Linked DNA regions of Mus musculus: region 2 is linked to region 1. The links are chromatin loops, found by intact Hi-C in ENCODE. Cell type or tissue: heart. All regions are shown on one strand.

Region 1 (8,000 bases):
TGTAGCTCAGTAGAAGAACACTTGCCTAGCGTGCATGAGTCTATGAGTTCAAGTCCTAGCACAAACAAACGACAGTAAGAACAGAACACTCCCTTCCCCCACGCTCCCAAAACCCAGCCTGACCCATCTGTTTAAATTGTAGTTAAAATGTACAATTCTGGCTATTGTGTAACTCAGTGCGAGAACCCATGTTTAGCATGGGTATAATTTCCAACACAAAACCCCAACTCAGCAGTTAAGAATAACTAGTGCAATTGTCACAGTATTTCAGAGTCCTGAACTTGTTAGCAGCAATTCCTCATTCCTCCAACCCGATTCTGTGCAGTTTATACAATATTTGGTTCTTTGTGACTGATTTCTCGGCAATATGCTTTCAAGCTCACCTGTGATTCGGGACGTCATTCTACTGTATTCCACGTGACCTTCTCTTTACCACCAGCAGTCGATGGCTATTTGAGTTTCTATTGTGGGTCTGCTACAAATAATGCTGTTTGAGCATTTATGTTCACAGTTGTGTGTGGACAGGTGTTCTCATGTCTCCTAGGTACATTCCTGGGACTGGAATTGTGGGTCATAAAGCGAATCTATGTTTAATCTTTGAAGAACGGCCAGACTGTTCTGCAAAGCAGGGACAGCAGCTGTGTGAGAGAGAGGGTTGTAGTTTCTCCCAGTCCTTAGGAACACTGTCATATGCAGCAGCCTTCACTGTTGGTTTTTCTTTGCATATCCTCTGATAAAGTTGTGGGTTTGTGTTTGGTGCCCATTTATATAGCTTTTTGGAGAGATGTCTATTCAGACCCTTTACACATTTAAAAATAGGTTGTCTTTTTATTGAATGGTAGGGTTGTGTGTGTGTGTGTGTGTGTTACATTTCTCCCATTCTTCCCCCGCCCCCCATCTTCCCCACCTCCAGCCCCCCAGGGTCTTACTATGCAGTCCTGGCTGTCCTAGAACTCACTATGTAGACCAGGCTGGCCTTGACCTTAAGAGATCAGCCTGCTTCTGCCTCCCAAGTGCTGGCATTAAATGTATGTATACATCACCATGCCTGGCCTCTTTCTTTTTTTTTAAGACAAAGTCTCACTCTATATTCCAGGCTGGAGTCTCTATGTGGCCCTGAAAGCCAGGATCAAATGCCTGGCAATTTTATTTTCAGTCCTAGTCACAGAACCTCATACATGTAACTGAAGCAATCTGCCACCGGGCTTGCAACCCCTAGACCTTCACTCTTCTAATACAGAAAAGTTTGATACTGTGAAGTTTATCATCTTTTTCCCCCCTTTTGTTGTATGTGACACACTTTTTCTTGTTTTCTGTGGTGCTGGGCTTCAAACTCAGAGCCCTGTCCACGCTAGGCTCTGCTAAAACGCAACTTGCAACCCTGAAAGCACAGATTTCTGAGTGTAGTAGGGTCACCTTTGAGAAGGATTTCTTCCATGTTTGGGGATGAAGTTCTGTCAGCAGCAGCAAGCCATGGCCCCTCCTCACAGCCCGGGATCACAGCCCCAGGGGATCTCTTGCCTGTGTTTACATCCCTCCCTTTCCTGATGTTCACAGTGGAGCAGCAGAAATGACAATTGTGAAAACTCAATGGCCTTGGCGTCTGGGATTTGAAGCTTTCATGCGAGGCTTGGTAGCAGGCGGTCAGAGGCAAGGGATGAGAAACTGCATTGGTTCCCTGTGAGTCATCTTGACTCTGGTTGTTTGGTTTTCTCATCCATAAACTAGGGAGAACACCTCCATTCTCCCTTCCAAGTGGAGGGGCTGAGATGATGAATTAATTTGTATTTGTTAGACACCCTGAGACCTCAGATTAAAGGCATTACTGAGACTCAAGGTGTTATTATAATAATAAATGATTTAATAGCAGGGCGAGGCCGCTCGCTGAAGCAAGAGCTGGTGGGAAGGCAGAAAGGCTCAACGCTGAGAAGGGGGCTGCGGCTCGGCTTGAGACCCTGGTCCTGACACTGACTCTTGGAGGCTTGGAGGTAGGAAACTGATTTTTTATAAAATCTTGCTTGTTTCATCTGGCTCCAGCATGGCCTTATTGAATGCTTCTTACAAGTTCTGCATAGTAAGATTACAATCTTTTCAGGAAATGGGCATATAAATTAAAGCAATTAGAAACAACTCGAGGCTTTAGAATCAAGTTCAGAATGGACTAACAAGTGTCTAGAAGGAAGTGGAGAAAGAGCTGGCTGGCTAAATGCAGTTTTCCCTGTGGGTAGAAACTCCCAGCTCTACCACCCACTAGCAGTATGACCAAGCCTCAGTTTCTCCTGTAACCGCAATTGTTCTTGTAAAATGCTCAAAGGTTAACACAGTAAGCACTCCAGTGTCGCCCCCTCAGACTACGCCCCTTGATGCAATTGATCTTGGCCAGACTGCTCCATCCTTAGAGCCTCAGTATTCTTCCTGCAAAATGGGAGTAAGTGTATTCCTGCCTTAGTGATTATAAAGTGCAGTGCACTTGGTAGCACCATTCCCTAACCATTACTATCATCAACATTTTATTTTTCTTTTCTAGCTAAGGAGCCAGTCATACATTCAAAAGTTTTAAATCTCTGGATTGGGGCTGGGGGACGTCTTTGGAAGTTGGGAGTTTAAGATTAGTAGGAAAGGACTGGTAAGATTTAACAGATTAGAGAAGAAACCAGAAACCCAGAAAGTTCGAGGTGGGAAGGAGTGGGGCTTCTCCCTTTCCCATCCCACCCCGTAGTTTTATCTCTCTCCCCCGTTCCCGGGTAATCTTGTTTCTCACCAGTGCTGTCCTCTAGTCTGCCGCTCTTCAAGCCTAACCTGTGGACTAAGTAACGTGAGCCTTACTTTCTGGCCCTCCCGCAGTCAGGAGCAAGGACTACTTTAATCTTTACTCTTCCCAGGGATCCCGTTTCAAAGTCACCTGAAAGCCATTTCCTCTCTCTCTGCCCCGCCCCTCCCCGTAAATCACTAGGTGCTTGCTTTTCCCTGGGGCAGCTTTTTTTTTTTTTTTTTTTGAGGGCAGTGGTGGAGGAGGGGATTTTATAAGCTATTTAGGATTTTCACTTGTCTACACTTGGCGGTCTAAATGCTGAGTTACTGGGGTCGATTCTCCATTCCTGTTCCAAGAACCTGGTGCCATCGTTTAACGCAGGAGTCCTACTTCTTCTGTGATCTCACACTGGGCTCCCATCTCCTACCCCTCTTCATGGTGCGTACTGGGGACAGCATCTAATGCTACCTCCCCTAAGATCTTTACCAATGAAAGATTTATTCTTAGTGAGGTGTAGTAGCGCACACCTATAATTCTAGCACTCTGGGGGATCACTCAAGAGTTCTGGGCTAGCTTGGGCTACAAAGTGTGGGCCTGTTTCAAATCAAAAAATAAAATAAAAACAATAATTAGGGCGTGGTGGTGCACACCAGTAATCCCAGCACTCCGGAGATAGAGGGTGGAGAACCATTACTCTCAAGATTACCCTCTGCCAGTCTCAGATAATTGAAATCCTGCTTCAAAAACAAAAACCACACAAAAGATTTATGTTCTTGCTCAAAATCTAACTGGTTTGTATTCTATGTGCTTGTGCTAATCATCCCCCAATTTTCCCATCCCCTAATTTCCCGGTACATGCCTTTTGTTGATAGATCGCACTCAAAATGGGGTCCACTGACATTCAGGTTCCTCGATCAGTTTTTCTCATTAACAGTCCCACTGAGCGCCGCGCCCCGCCCCGCCCCAAGTTATGCGCTTCTTATCTCTTTCTCCTCAGAAGGTAAGATTTTACAACTGTAAAGAGCCACCGAAACCTAGTTTCGGCGAGGAATTCGAGACGTGCCTTTCTGACTCAGCGGTCGTGGTGACCTGCTCCAGTAGGACCAGGACGCCCTTGCCACCTAGACCTGCGCTTCTCCTGGGAAAGTCTAGGTGGCTGGGCTCCGAGTCCTCTCTGGTCGGAACCTGGTCTGGAGGCTTTCGTTGCCCTCTCGGCGTGATATCAGGGCGGTGGCACTAGAGTAACCCCACCACGTGCGCCTTGGGATCCCAGAGTTCCAGGTGGCAAGGGGAGGCGGCCAGCGGGACCCACACGGCGGGCCACGCGCGTTAATCATTAGCCACGGCGGCCGCTGTCTACAGCGGGAGCCACAGCTCGCTCGCACCGCCGCGAAGGTTCCCCCGGGCCCCCCAGAGCCGCCAATTGCTGGATCGCAGCCGCGAGCGCAGTCTCCACCCACTGGAAACATTCCTGGTCCGCCCCTCCCTGGCTCCCTCCCTCTCCCTCTCTCTCTCCCTCCCTCCCTCCCGCCGCAGCCTGGACTCCGGCCGCAACTTCCTGCCCGGTGCTGGGGAACCGTGCGCATTTCGGGGGTCCCCCGGCGTCTGGTGCTCGCAGCGAGCAGAGGCTGGGACCGCGGGGCGGCCAGCCGTGGGCGGGAGCGGCCGGCGGCCTCTGCCGCTTCCGAGAGCGACTTTCAAACTCGAGCCCGCTTCGCGGCGCCACCTGGGCAGCCCCGCGCGCCTGGCGCGTCGCGAGCCGGCGGGGCGGCCACCGCTTGGTGAGTGTCCCTAGGTTTGCCTTTCTCTCTTTGCCCATGCTCGATTGGCTGAGTGGCAGCGCTCTGCGGAGACCCCAGGCTAGCCCTCTGTGGGATGAGGACCTGGCCCCGAGCTGCCTCGGACACACTCGGAGGAGGTTGGGTCGCGGGAAGGTCGTAAGGGGAGTCACTTTTTATCCCCACCCCGGAAACCAAAGCAGCATAGGCTTTGCAGAGTTTGAAATCCGGGCAGCTCTCGACATTCCCGCCACCCCTTCCTTGTGTGCCCTGACGCCCGTGGGCTAGTGCTTGCCTGAGACTGTGGGCTCTTCTAGAAGGACTCGCCTCTGGTCCCGCCAGCCCAGGAGTGCGCAGGCACTCAGTCTGTTCTGGGTTGGTGCCACACCGTGCTTCTGGGAATCTCAGCTGCATGTCCAGGAGGATTAGAGTGGGTGTCAGAAGCCAAGTGTCCAGGAGCTGCAAATCTAGAGCCCCTTGATGCTGCCCCTAACAGCCTCTCCTTCACTCCCTTCAACTGGTTTGGTTATTCACACCCTTCTCTCAGACCTTTGATTTGGGAAGCTTCAAGCTTCAGTCGTTCAAGATGCTCCTTTGGTGGTAACGATTTATTCTGCGGCTACTTTTGAAAACAAAGGGGGGAAAAAAAAACCGGAACAAGCCGCATGATGGTTGGAGGGTGGAGAAAGCGGCGCTGCGAGGTGGTGCTAAAAGTTGGGTGAGAGTATATCGTCTAGAGTCGCTAAACTCTTGGTAGATTAAGGGCTGTTAAGATTGTTAACCCTCCCAGCAACCGATCAGTACTAGAGCACCTTACAGAGAACCCTAGTCTTAGGGTTCCCAGTCTTCCAAACTGTGCTTGTTCAAGAGTGCATTCCAGTCACAATGAACCCTTCAGAAATAATTAGTGTGGAGTAAAATGACAGCCTGAGAGGGAGAGGCGATGTTCCCTGCTGTGCCTGGCCTTCCCCAGTCCCTCTGCTAAACTGGAATCTTGTGTTATAGATGCTCAGCATAAAACCTAGGGACTAAATACCAGAAAGCCAACTGTGGCGCTGCTGTTATTCCTTATGGTTCTGGGCTCACTGGATGGCTCACAGACCCCATCTCTCATGTAGACAGACTACTAAATGCCTGCTTGCCTCTGCTGGCCGCACTCTCTGGACTTTCCCGCTGGTGCTGGAAATCCGCTTTCACCCCTTCACTTAGTCTGGGCTGATAAGGGTGGTAGTCTGTTTTAGAGTGGCCTTGGGGCTTTTCTATTGACTTTTTATCAGAGGTGGCCCGACTAGGAGAGTGGGAAGACCACTGGGCTGAGAGTCCGACAGGATTTTTGCTAGAGGTTTAATGCTGGCTGTATTGCGTCACATCAGAGACTGATCGGGTCTGAGGCTTTTTTTCTTACATGATTGGCCTGAAGCCAGATCTCACCCTCTCCTCACTCACTTATCTTTTCTGACTCAGTTTCCATACAGAGCAGCCTTTTTTCTTTATAGGGGATGTGGTAACAATAAAGGGGAGAAGGGTGTATGAGAAGTAGTCCATAAACTCCTATCAAAAAAAAAAAATAGCTGTGTAGTGGCTACAAGGAGCCCTTACATGTTTGCTGGTTATACCCCATGTGTGACACAGGAGATGGTGGACACCAGGAGCCAATTGTGGCAGTTTACACTCTCTCTGGCTTGTAATATCATAGTCCCAGAGTAAATATTGACTTTACCAAACCCGCTGCTATCTCAGGGTCACCGTGTTTATGCTTAGAACAGGCCAAAGGCCACGGCCTGAGCGATGGCCAGACCCGGAGGGAAGGGAGGAAGGTGCTGGTCCCAGATGTAGGGCTTGCTATTCCCACCCCACTCACCACCCTGTACAGGTTCTGGTCCTGAGACTGGAGGGTGCCACAAGCCGTGACTTGCCCTGGAGGGTTAACTGTGAAGCTGCTCTCTGTTGTGTTGTGGGTGGGGAGGACCATGGTGATGGGAGGTGTTGTCTTTGCAGCTGCACTGAGGGCTGACTTCAGTCCAGCCATCCCGGGCTGTTCTCCGGCCCAGGCCACTGCTCTGTCCCGCCTCTCTGGCCAGCTGCATGTCCAGAGGCCTTTGTTAAAGTACAGAAGCCCTCCCTACTCATTACCCTCCTTCCCCAGGACAGGGCTTGGCATTACTACAGACTGAAGGAAAGCTCTTCTGGAGCCCCCAGGTCCGACAGACCCGGGAGGCTCATCCCGAGGCCTCCAGTACTGCCGGGTACATACCATCTCTGTTGTCCTCTTTCCCTCCTCCTTCCTACATCCATGCATCTTAGATCTATTTTATTTATTCATCCATTTTTATCTAGCAGCGTCTATGTATGAATACAGGGCACCAGGGAACACGGCAGTGACTGAAATATAGTTTTTTTTTTTTTTTTTAGCAATTGTTGACCTGGCAGAGTGGAATTCTACTGGGGGAAGTGGACGGAAAACAAGACAGGTCATTGAAAGCGAGTTTAAAGTTATCAGGAAGGCATGCCAGAGAAGGTCAATATGAATGGTTGAGGACGGGAGGAGGTGACAGCTGTCCCCTAAGGAAGGGACTTTGGTGTTGATCATGAGATATTTTCTTTGAGCTCTGGATCCCTTGAGACCCAGGTCAGCATTCTGATGTGATTTTAGGAGCAGGGTTTGGAGTTGCACAGCCCTAGGTTTAAATCTCGACTTGACAACTTCCTAGCCCTGCAGCCATTTGTTGACTCCTTCATGTCTATTTCTTACCTGGAAGAGTGGAGCTAGTCATCCGGGCCTACTGCATGTGGTGTGGCCTTGTGAGAGTGAACAAAGAGATAGAGCATCTACAGCGCTTACCAAGCCCCACAGAGCTGCGCGCCACAGTGAATTCTTTCTCCAGAGGCGGCAGGGGATAGATATGTCCTGCCAAGTGCTAGCCAGGACTCTGGGTGAGAGGCATTTTTGAAGTATTGGGAAGGAGCAGGGAATTCAAAAGGAGGGCCGCTAGAAGGCTTCTGTCTGTCTGGTAGTGAGTGAGCCTCTCCATGCTACCCTGGATTGTAGCTGGTTGAGGATTCAGGACTCCCAGATGTGTGCTGGCCACTGTCCCTCAGATAGACAGGGTGACCTAGGGCAGCCCTGGCCTGCCTGGCTTTGGAATTCCCCTGCTTCCAGTCAGTTGGTGAATCACACCTGTGTCTAGCCTCTTTGCTTGGCCTCACTGTTCTGAAGCTGTCCACCCCTCTTCACCTTCATCCTCCGAGTGAATTTGGTTTACTAGGTGGAGGACATATTGAGATTAAGGACTGAGGGAGCGAGGGGAGAGGGTACAAGGGGAGAGGGTACACAGTGAGCAAGCTGATCAGGGAGAGTCTGACAGAGGTTCCGAGGTATACTGCAAAGACTTTAAATAAAGGCTCATCCACCAGGGACCAGAATGAATTAAAAATGTGGAGGTGAACTTGTGGGGGTCCTTCTACCATGC
Region 2 (8,000 bases), 130 kb before region 1:
GCTTGGGTGGGATTAGAAGGTCCAGGAGAATTCAGCCCTGTGCTCTTCTACCAACGAGCACTGGTCCACTACCGCACACATCACCTCAGGTCTCACATTAGCTCAAGGTCTCCAGCACAGGTGTTTTCAGATAGGACCCTGTCTCAATTGTTTGCCTCTGCAATGTCATTTAATACAGAAATGTGTGAGAGGATTTTTTTTCTTACCCAGGGGAAAGGTGAAATTGTTTTCAGATTGCAATAGTGTGCTTTGGGTAATGTGTGATAAACAGTGAGTGGGCTGGGAATATAGCCTAGAGATGAGGGAGGGGCATTTGCAGGCTTTGTGTACATGAAATCTTGGGTTCAATCACCAACGCCATGCCAAAAATCAAAAGCCACCAGGCGAGGCATTCCTACTGCATTCCAGAAACTCTTCTGGGGACTAGGGATTGATTGAAGAGTGTTTACAGTATGTTAAAGCTCTTGATTCTTTGACACATCTGTGGACATTTAGTCTTTGGATTAGAAAATACTTTGAAAACAGTCCATGTATGATCTGATAACGAGAAGTTTTACCTGTTGGGAATCAGCACTGGTTATGTGTAACTAATGAGACTGATGAATTTTGTTTCAGTCAAATGTTAGATGCTATTTTAAAACTCAATTGTAGGGGCTGGGGGAGGGTAGCTCAGTTGACAGAGAGCTTGTCTAATATGCACGAAGCCCTGTGTTCAATCCTTATATGAATCAACTGGGCATGTTGGCTCATGCTTATCATCTTAGCACCTGGAAGGGTAAGGCAAGAGAATCAGGAGTTTGAGGTCATCTTCAGCCACATGGTGAGTTTGAGGTTAGCCTGGGCTACATAAGACCCTGTCTCAAAAAAAAATCAATTATGAAAATATAATAAAAATACAATTACTAATAATCCTGCTATCTAAACTCTGCTATAGTTGTCATATACATAGAATTATTCTACTAATAGAATAAGATACAAAAGTTGGAGATGGCAAAATAGTTCATTGTTTAAGAACAGTTGCTGCATAATCAACAGTATCAGAGTTTGCTGGACTGTGACGGTGCACGTCTTTAATCCCAGCACTTGGGAGGCAGAGGAGAGCAGATCTCTAAGTTTGAGGCCAACCTGGTCTACAAAACTAGTTCCAGGACAGCCAGGGCTATCAGAAAAAACAAACAAACAAACAAACAAAAAACCTGTCTCAAAATAAAATAAAATAAAATAAATAAATAAAGCAAGATCCCAGCGCACATATAACAGGATGGCTGCACCCCCCACATCCGTAACTCCAGCTCCAAGTGTGTGCAGTAGGAAAGGACGATTGCTGGGCCTTGCTGGCTTCCAGCATACACAACCAAAAGCATCAGGCTCAGCAAGACAACCTGTCCTAAAGGAGTGGGCGGAGAGTGGTGGGGAAGACGGTTTACGTTTACAGTCTTCTAACTGTGTGAGTGCATGGGCATGCATTCAGGTGCATGTATGTTGGCAAATAATAATAAAAAAAAGCATACAGAAGTTGAGTATCTTCATTTCCACTTAATTATATCAAGGGCAATTTCCTGTGTTATCAAAATCTTGTACTCAGGGCTGGAGAGATGGCTCAGCAATTAAGAACACTTGCCGACTTTCCCTTTCCAGAGGCTCTGAGTTCAGTGTCCTGCATCCACCTCCACCAGCTCACGACTACCTGTAACCCCAGCTTCAGGTGATCCAAGTCCCTCTTTGGACTCTGTAGACACATACATACCATACAGGGGCACAGACACATATATAAAACAAATCTTAAAAAAATAAGAGGGGTTGGGGCTTTAGCTCAGTGGTAGAGCACTTGCCTAGTAAGCGCAAGGCCCTGGGTTCGGTCCTCAGCTCTGGAAAAAAAAAAATCCAAAAAAACAAGAAAAAGCCGGGCAGTGGTGGCGCACGCCTTTAATCCCAGCACTAAGGAGGCAGAGGTAGGTGGATTTCTGAGTTCGAACTCACCTGGTCTACAGAGTGAATTCCAGGACAGCCAAGGCTACACAGAGAAACCCTGTCTCAAAAAACCAAAAATAAATAAAATAAATAAATAAATAAGAGATATGATGATAAATGTTCCCAAATATTAATGCTACTGTAGCATTAGTTTTAAAAATCTTGGGCTGGAGAGATGGCTCAGCGGTTAAGAACACTGACCGCTCTTCTGAAGGTCCTGAGTTCAAATCCCAGCAACCACATGGTGGCTCACAACCATCCCTAATGAGATCTGATGCCCTCTTCTGGGGTTCTGAAGACAGCTACAGTGTACTTACATATAGTAAATAAATAAATCTTAAAAAAAAAAATCTTGTGACTAGCTGGGCATGGTAGTACATGCCTTTAATCCTAGCACTTGAGAGACAGAGGCAGACAGATCTCTGTGAATTCAAGGCCAGCCTGCTCTATATAGTGAGTTCTGAGACAGCCAGTGCTAAAAGGAAAGAAAAAAAATCCTGTAAATATATATACGCACATATTAAATATATGCACAAAATACTGTAAATATATATATTTACACACATATATACACGATGTATATATGTGTATATATATGTACACACACAACATGTGTGTATATATATATGTATATATATATACACACACATATACAGACACACAATTCACCATGGCATATATGTAACTGCTTTTTGTGTTAGATATTTAAGCCATTTCCAATTTACTGTTACCACCATAAATGATAGCACAGGCTTTTTCTATTATCTCCTTAGGAAGAACCCCACACAAGTTAGCATCAGATAAAGGGAATGGCCTCTTCAAGGCAAAAACAAAAACACTGCCCCATGATCATCCAGGAATACTGCAGTAATGGGCAGTCTCGGAAGGGTTTGCCTCTTTTGCTACACCACTGATAACACAATATTATCTGGTTTTAAAAAAAAAGTGCGGATTTAACAATGTATAATGGACTGTGATTTTAACTTTTAATTTACTTTGGGTTTCCTGTTTCAATCTATAGCTCATTCTGACCTGGACTCAGTATGCAGTAATCTTCCTGCCTCCTGGTCCTGAGATTAGGAACATGCCACCACACCCACCCGAACTTTTAAAATGAATTCTGAATTATCTAAAAGAAGAAAAAAAAAGCCTGTTTTAAAACATAATTATACATAAACACAGGAAATGTAAAAGATGTCAATATAAGATCAGTATGTGCTAACATTCTGTGACTGAAGAAGTGTCACATAAAGGTGCTATTACTGTATCTTTTGGGGGAAGGCTCAAGATACCGTGTACAGCGTGAAAATGTAATTTTACCAGGTGAAAAGTGCAAGCAGAAAAATGCAGCTAAAAACACAGGTATAGCTGCTGCTGTCATCTCAGTGAACTGTTAAAGATGCATGTGGTGGAAGATTACAAGTTTTGTCTGCAATGGCTTCATCAATAGGACATAGTTACTTCAGAAATGAAGCTCTAAGGGTCTCTGTATGAACCGGTTTTGGGCCTGGCAGCTCTCAGTCTTGTTTTGTTTAAATTGTAAGGAGAGTGCCTGAGTCATGTGCAGTGCCCTTGGAGGCCAGAAGAGGGCGTTGGATCCTATTGAACTGGAGGTACAAATGTTTGTTAGTCCTCATCTTAGGATGCTGAGAACTGAACCCAGGCCCTCTATAAGAGCAAGCTGCTAGCTTCTTAACTGCTGAGACATCTCTCCAGCCCGCTACCTTCCATATTTAAAGATTCATTTAAAAATATTATAATAATAACAATAATATAATAAAGGTGTTTTGTCTACATGGATGTGTACCATCTGCTTGCCTGAGGTTTATTTATTTTTTTACTTATGTATGTATGTATGTATGTGCGTGCCTTTATGAGTTTATGTGCACTTGAATACAAAAGCCCAAGGACGTCAGAGAGTGGTGACATTCCCTAGAACTGGAGTTAATGGTGGTTGTGAACCGCCATATGCATGTTGGGAACAGAACCCAGGACCCTGCAAGAGTAGTTAGTCCCCTTCCTAGCTGAGCCATCCCTTCAGCTCCATCCCCTCTCTTCCTCTTCGCTGAATTTCCCCAGAGCTGGGTATATAAGCACAGACTATCACATATGGTCTGATATTTTCTTTAATCCTTTCCTATTTCAAGTTTTTCTTCAGTTTCTTTCATGGAAAATAGAGAACTGCAGTTGCCAATGGCAAACGTGGTTTTGAAACTGTAAATTACATATAGGAATAGAAAGAATCTTTAAAACTTTCCCGATTAAGTTTTGTAGAACTCTGAGCTGGAGAGATGGCTCCGAGGGTAAGCACACTTACTGCTTCACCAAAGGACCTGGGTTCAGTTCCCAGCATCTGTGTCAGGTGGCTCAGGACCAAATGTCACTCTAGCTCTAGGGTCTCTAATTCTGGCCTCTGCACCACATTGCATACACACACACAGATAATTTTTTTTTTAATCAAAAGCTCTTTTAAAGTTTTTTATTGAATTCTGTCAACATTACCTTTTAGACAACGAAAACTTTCATGTTTCTCATACTGTCTTCTCCATCACTGTCTCACACGACTTACTGGCCAGTTTCAGAGGGGTGCTTCTTTCCTGGAGCTTCGAAGACAAAAACAAACAAACTAACAAACACCCCAAAGCACAAAAAGTTGCTTAACATATCCAGATTCTAATCTTCAATTCTGAACTCTTCTGCCCTCCTCGTCGCCCACATTCCACCACCTCAACCTCGATAAAGAATGCTTTTCTTACTCTCCTTTGCAGGAGTTAGGCATGTCACCTCCTCAGGGATGCTTTGATGTTTTCCCCTCAGGCTCTGTGTGCCCCTCCCTGCCCTCTGTTGTCACCGGACTGGCTTACCCCCTTATCACACGACTTAGGCCCGTTTCCCTTGTTCTTTTCATCTCATATTGGGCACCTGTCAAAGTTTTACAGCGACGACTGTCCTCAGCTTCCCATCCGTAAGGCGAGGCGGTCGTTCTACATTACAGGTCTCCGTTTTCCTGTAGGGAGTCCTTTTACAGGAGCCAGCTTCTGCCCACCCCCTTGTTCCAGAGAATACTTTCCAAAATTATTCTCAGATTCCGGCTAAACAAGTGCCAAAGACTCTTTTTCATCTACTTCCTCTCACAAGTCTGTGCTGCCAACCTATTCTTCTCATTCAACCGAACTCCGCGCAAAAGGACTAATTCCTTAACAAGATCACGCGTGCGGGGACGGGAGTCAGAGGGGTGACACTGGCTTATTACGCAGTGCCACCAAGAAGTCAAAACCGCCCATTAGGGCGCCTGAAAGAAAATAAACTAGGAAAGCCGAGGGAGAAAGTTGGGCGGAGGCGGCTCGCGAGCCGTAGCCGCTCGCGCTGCGCGGGAAGCCACCCGCCTCCCGGGTAAGCACCCCGCATCCTTCCCCGGTCGCGCACTTTCTGAGACGCGCTGGGAAGGGGGAGGGGTACTGACTCGTACCCGCCCAACTTCGCAGTCCCCGCCCTGGAACCGCCCCTCACCCAGCCCCAGTCCCCGCTACAGGAACAGCAGGGGCAGGGAAGGCGAGAACCGATCCCAGCCGTTCTGTATTCGATGCAACCGCCCTAGAAGGAATTCGGGCCCCGGGAGCCGAGTCAGTGGCGGCACCCGACACCGAACGGTACAGAAACCCTTTCGGAGGCCAGCGCCCCTTCCGTGCTGCCTCCGCGCGCCCCGCCCCGCGCCTCCCTGCCACACGCTTCGGATTCTGCGCTGCTCATTGGGCATCTGCCCCGCCAATCTGAAAGATGTTAGCGAATCACGCTTTAGAAAAGGCAAAGAGAACGGGAAAGGGGGCTTTCACACTGGCTCCCCTGGCGCGAGCTTAACGCCCCCAAAGCGGCTGGAGGCACTGGGCGGGGCTTCATTTGCATAACGGCCGCCCCTTGGTCTCCCTGCCCAAGGCTGGCGTCAAGCGCCTCACCCAACTAGATATCAGTTGGACCACCGGCTGGTCACTCCGACCAGGCAAGCCTGTGGGAGCGCCGGACGGGTTGGAGCGGGCGGGCCCGGGGACCGATTGGCTCTGAGAGTTTCCAGCAGGCAGGGAGGAGGGGACTATAAGAACCAGAAGCCCCGTAGAGGTCTCCGGGAGACGCTAGTCGCGCTCGTGGAGAGTTGTGAGAAGCGACCGTTGGCTCAGGTCCCGGCTTGCGCTTGCCTCTCCTGACGCTTTCGTCCTAACGTTGCTTTGCCTGTTTTTTCAGTCAGGATGTCTGCCCGCGGCCCGGCTATCGGCATCGACCTGGGCACCACTTACTCGTGCGTGGGGGTATTCCAACATGGCAAGGTGGAGATCATCGCCAACGACCAGGGTAACCGCACCACCCCCAGCTACGTGGCCTTCACTGACACCGAGCGTCTCATCGGCGACGCCGCCAAGAACCAAGTGGCCATGAACCCCACAAACACCATCTTCGACGCCAAGCGGCTGATCGGACGGAAGTTCGAGGACGCCACAGTGCAGTCCGATATGAAGCACTGGCCGTTCCGAGTGGTGAGCGAAGGTGGGAAGCCCAAAGTGCAGGTGGAATATAAAGGGGAGATGAAGACCTTCTTCCCTGAGGAGATTTCTTCCATGGTCCTCACTAAGATGAAGGAGATCGCCGAAGCCTACCTGGGGGGCAAGGTGCAGAGCGCAGTCATCACTGTTCCTGCCTATTTCAACGACTCGCAGCGCCAGGCCACCAAGGATGCGGGCACCATCACCGGCCTCAACGTGTTGCGCATCATCAATGAGCCCACAGCAGCGGCCATCGCCTACGGCCTGGATAAGAAGGGCTGTGCGGGCGGCGAGAAGAACGTGCTCATCTTTGACCTGGGCGGGGGCACCTTCGATGTGTCCATCCTGACCATCGAGGATGGCATCTTTGAGGTGAAGTCCACGGCCGGCGATACCCACCTGGGTGGCGAAGACTTCGACAACCGTATGGTCAGCCACCTGGCGGAGGAGTTCAAGCGCAAACACAAGAAGGACATTGGGCCCAACAAGCGCGCTGTGCGCCGGCTGCGCACCGCCTGCGAGCGCGCTAAGCGCACCCTGAGCTCGTCCACGCAGGCCAGCATAGAGATCGACTCGCTCTACGAGGGCGTGGATTTCTACACGTCCATCACCCGCGCCCGCTTCGAGGAGCTCAACGCCGATCTCTTCCGAGGGACCCTGGAGCCGGTGGAAAAGGCGCTGCGCGATGCCAAGCTAGACAAGGGCCAGATCCAGGAGATAGTGCTGGTGGGCGGCTCAACCCGCATCCCTAAGATCCAGAAGCTCCTGCAAGATTTCTTCAACGGCAAGGAGCTGAACAAGAGCATTAATCCCGACGAGGCGGTGGCCTACGGCGCCGCTGTGCAGGCGGCTATCCTCATCGGCGACAAGTCGGAAAATGTGCAGGATCTGCTGTTACTCGACGTGACTCCATTGTCGCTCGGCATCGAAACAGCTGGCGGTGTCATGACCCCACTCATCAAGAGAAACACCACGATCCCCACCAAGCAGACGCAGACCTTCACTACCTACTCAGACAACCAGAGCAGCGTGCTGGTGCAAGTGTACGAGGGCGAACGGGCCATGACCAAGGACAATAACCTCTTGGGCAAGTTCGACCTGACTGGGATCCCCCCAGCACCCCGTGGGGTCCCCCAGATCGAGGTCACCTTTGACATCGATGCCAACGGCATCCTTAACGTCACTGCTGCCGACAAGAGCACCGGTAAAGAAAATAAAATCACCATAACCAACGACAAGGGTCGGCTGAGCAAAGACGACATTGACCGGATGGTGCAGGAGGCGGAGCGGTACAAATCGGAAGATGAAGCAAATCGCGATCGCGTGGCAGCCAAAAATGCGGTGGAGTCCTATACCTACAACATCAAGCAGACCGTGGAAGACGAGAAACTGAGGGGCAAGATTAGCGAGCAGGACAAAAACAAGATCCTCGACAAGTGTCAGGAGGTGATCAACTGGCTTGACCGAAACCAGATGGCAGAGAAAGATGAGTACGAA

The links. Peaks named below come from ENCODE experiments on the same cell type or tissue, not always from the same donor. Only the 100,000 strongest peaks of a DNase experiment are listed, where the experiment ranks them.
Region 2: a loop joins it to region 1, with 2.4 times the contacts of the local background. A loop is called at or near these places in 2 of 42 quality-filtered maps.

Annotation. Positions count from the first base shown.
Region 1 is chr12:76,529,286-76,537,285 of GRCm38, forward strand. It overlaps Plekhg3 (pleckstrin homology domain containing, family G (with RhoGef domain) member 3), which reads left to right and starts at 4,275. Exons shown (of 19, transcript NM_153804.4): 1 at 4,275-4,533. It overlaps Mir5135 (microRNA 5135), which reads right to left and starts at 3,927; the gene lies at 3,849-3,927. In heart, no CTCF peak of the experiment used is centred here; DNase peaks (open chromatin) are centred at 4,216, 4,706, 5,746, 6,536 and 2 weaker places; H3K4me3 peaks cover 4,208 bases; H3K27ac peaks cover 3,821 bases; H3K27me3 peaks cover 1,551 bases.
Region 2 is chr12:76,398,322-76,406,321 of GRCm38, forward strand. Hspa2 (heat shock protein 2) reads left to right here and starts at 5,855. Exons shown (of 2, transcript NM_001002012.1): 1 at 5,855-5,968; 2 at 6,208-8,000. The coding sequence starts at 6,213. 4930426I24Rik (RIKEN cDNA 4930426I24 gene) reads right to left here and starts at 5,673. Exons shown (of 4, transcript NR_166810.1): 1 at 4,836-5,673; 2 at 4,474-4,574. In heart, CTCF peaks have their summits at 3,540 (motif pointing right) and 6,953; DNase peaks (open chromatin) are centred at 4,930, 5,870, 6,730, 7,060 and 1 weaker place; H3K4me3 peaks cover 3,441 bases; H3K27ac peaks cover 3,152 bases; H3K27me3 peaks cover 1,383 bases.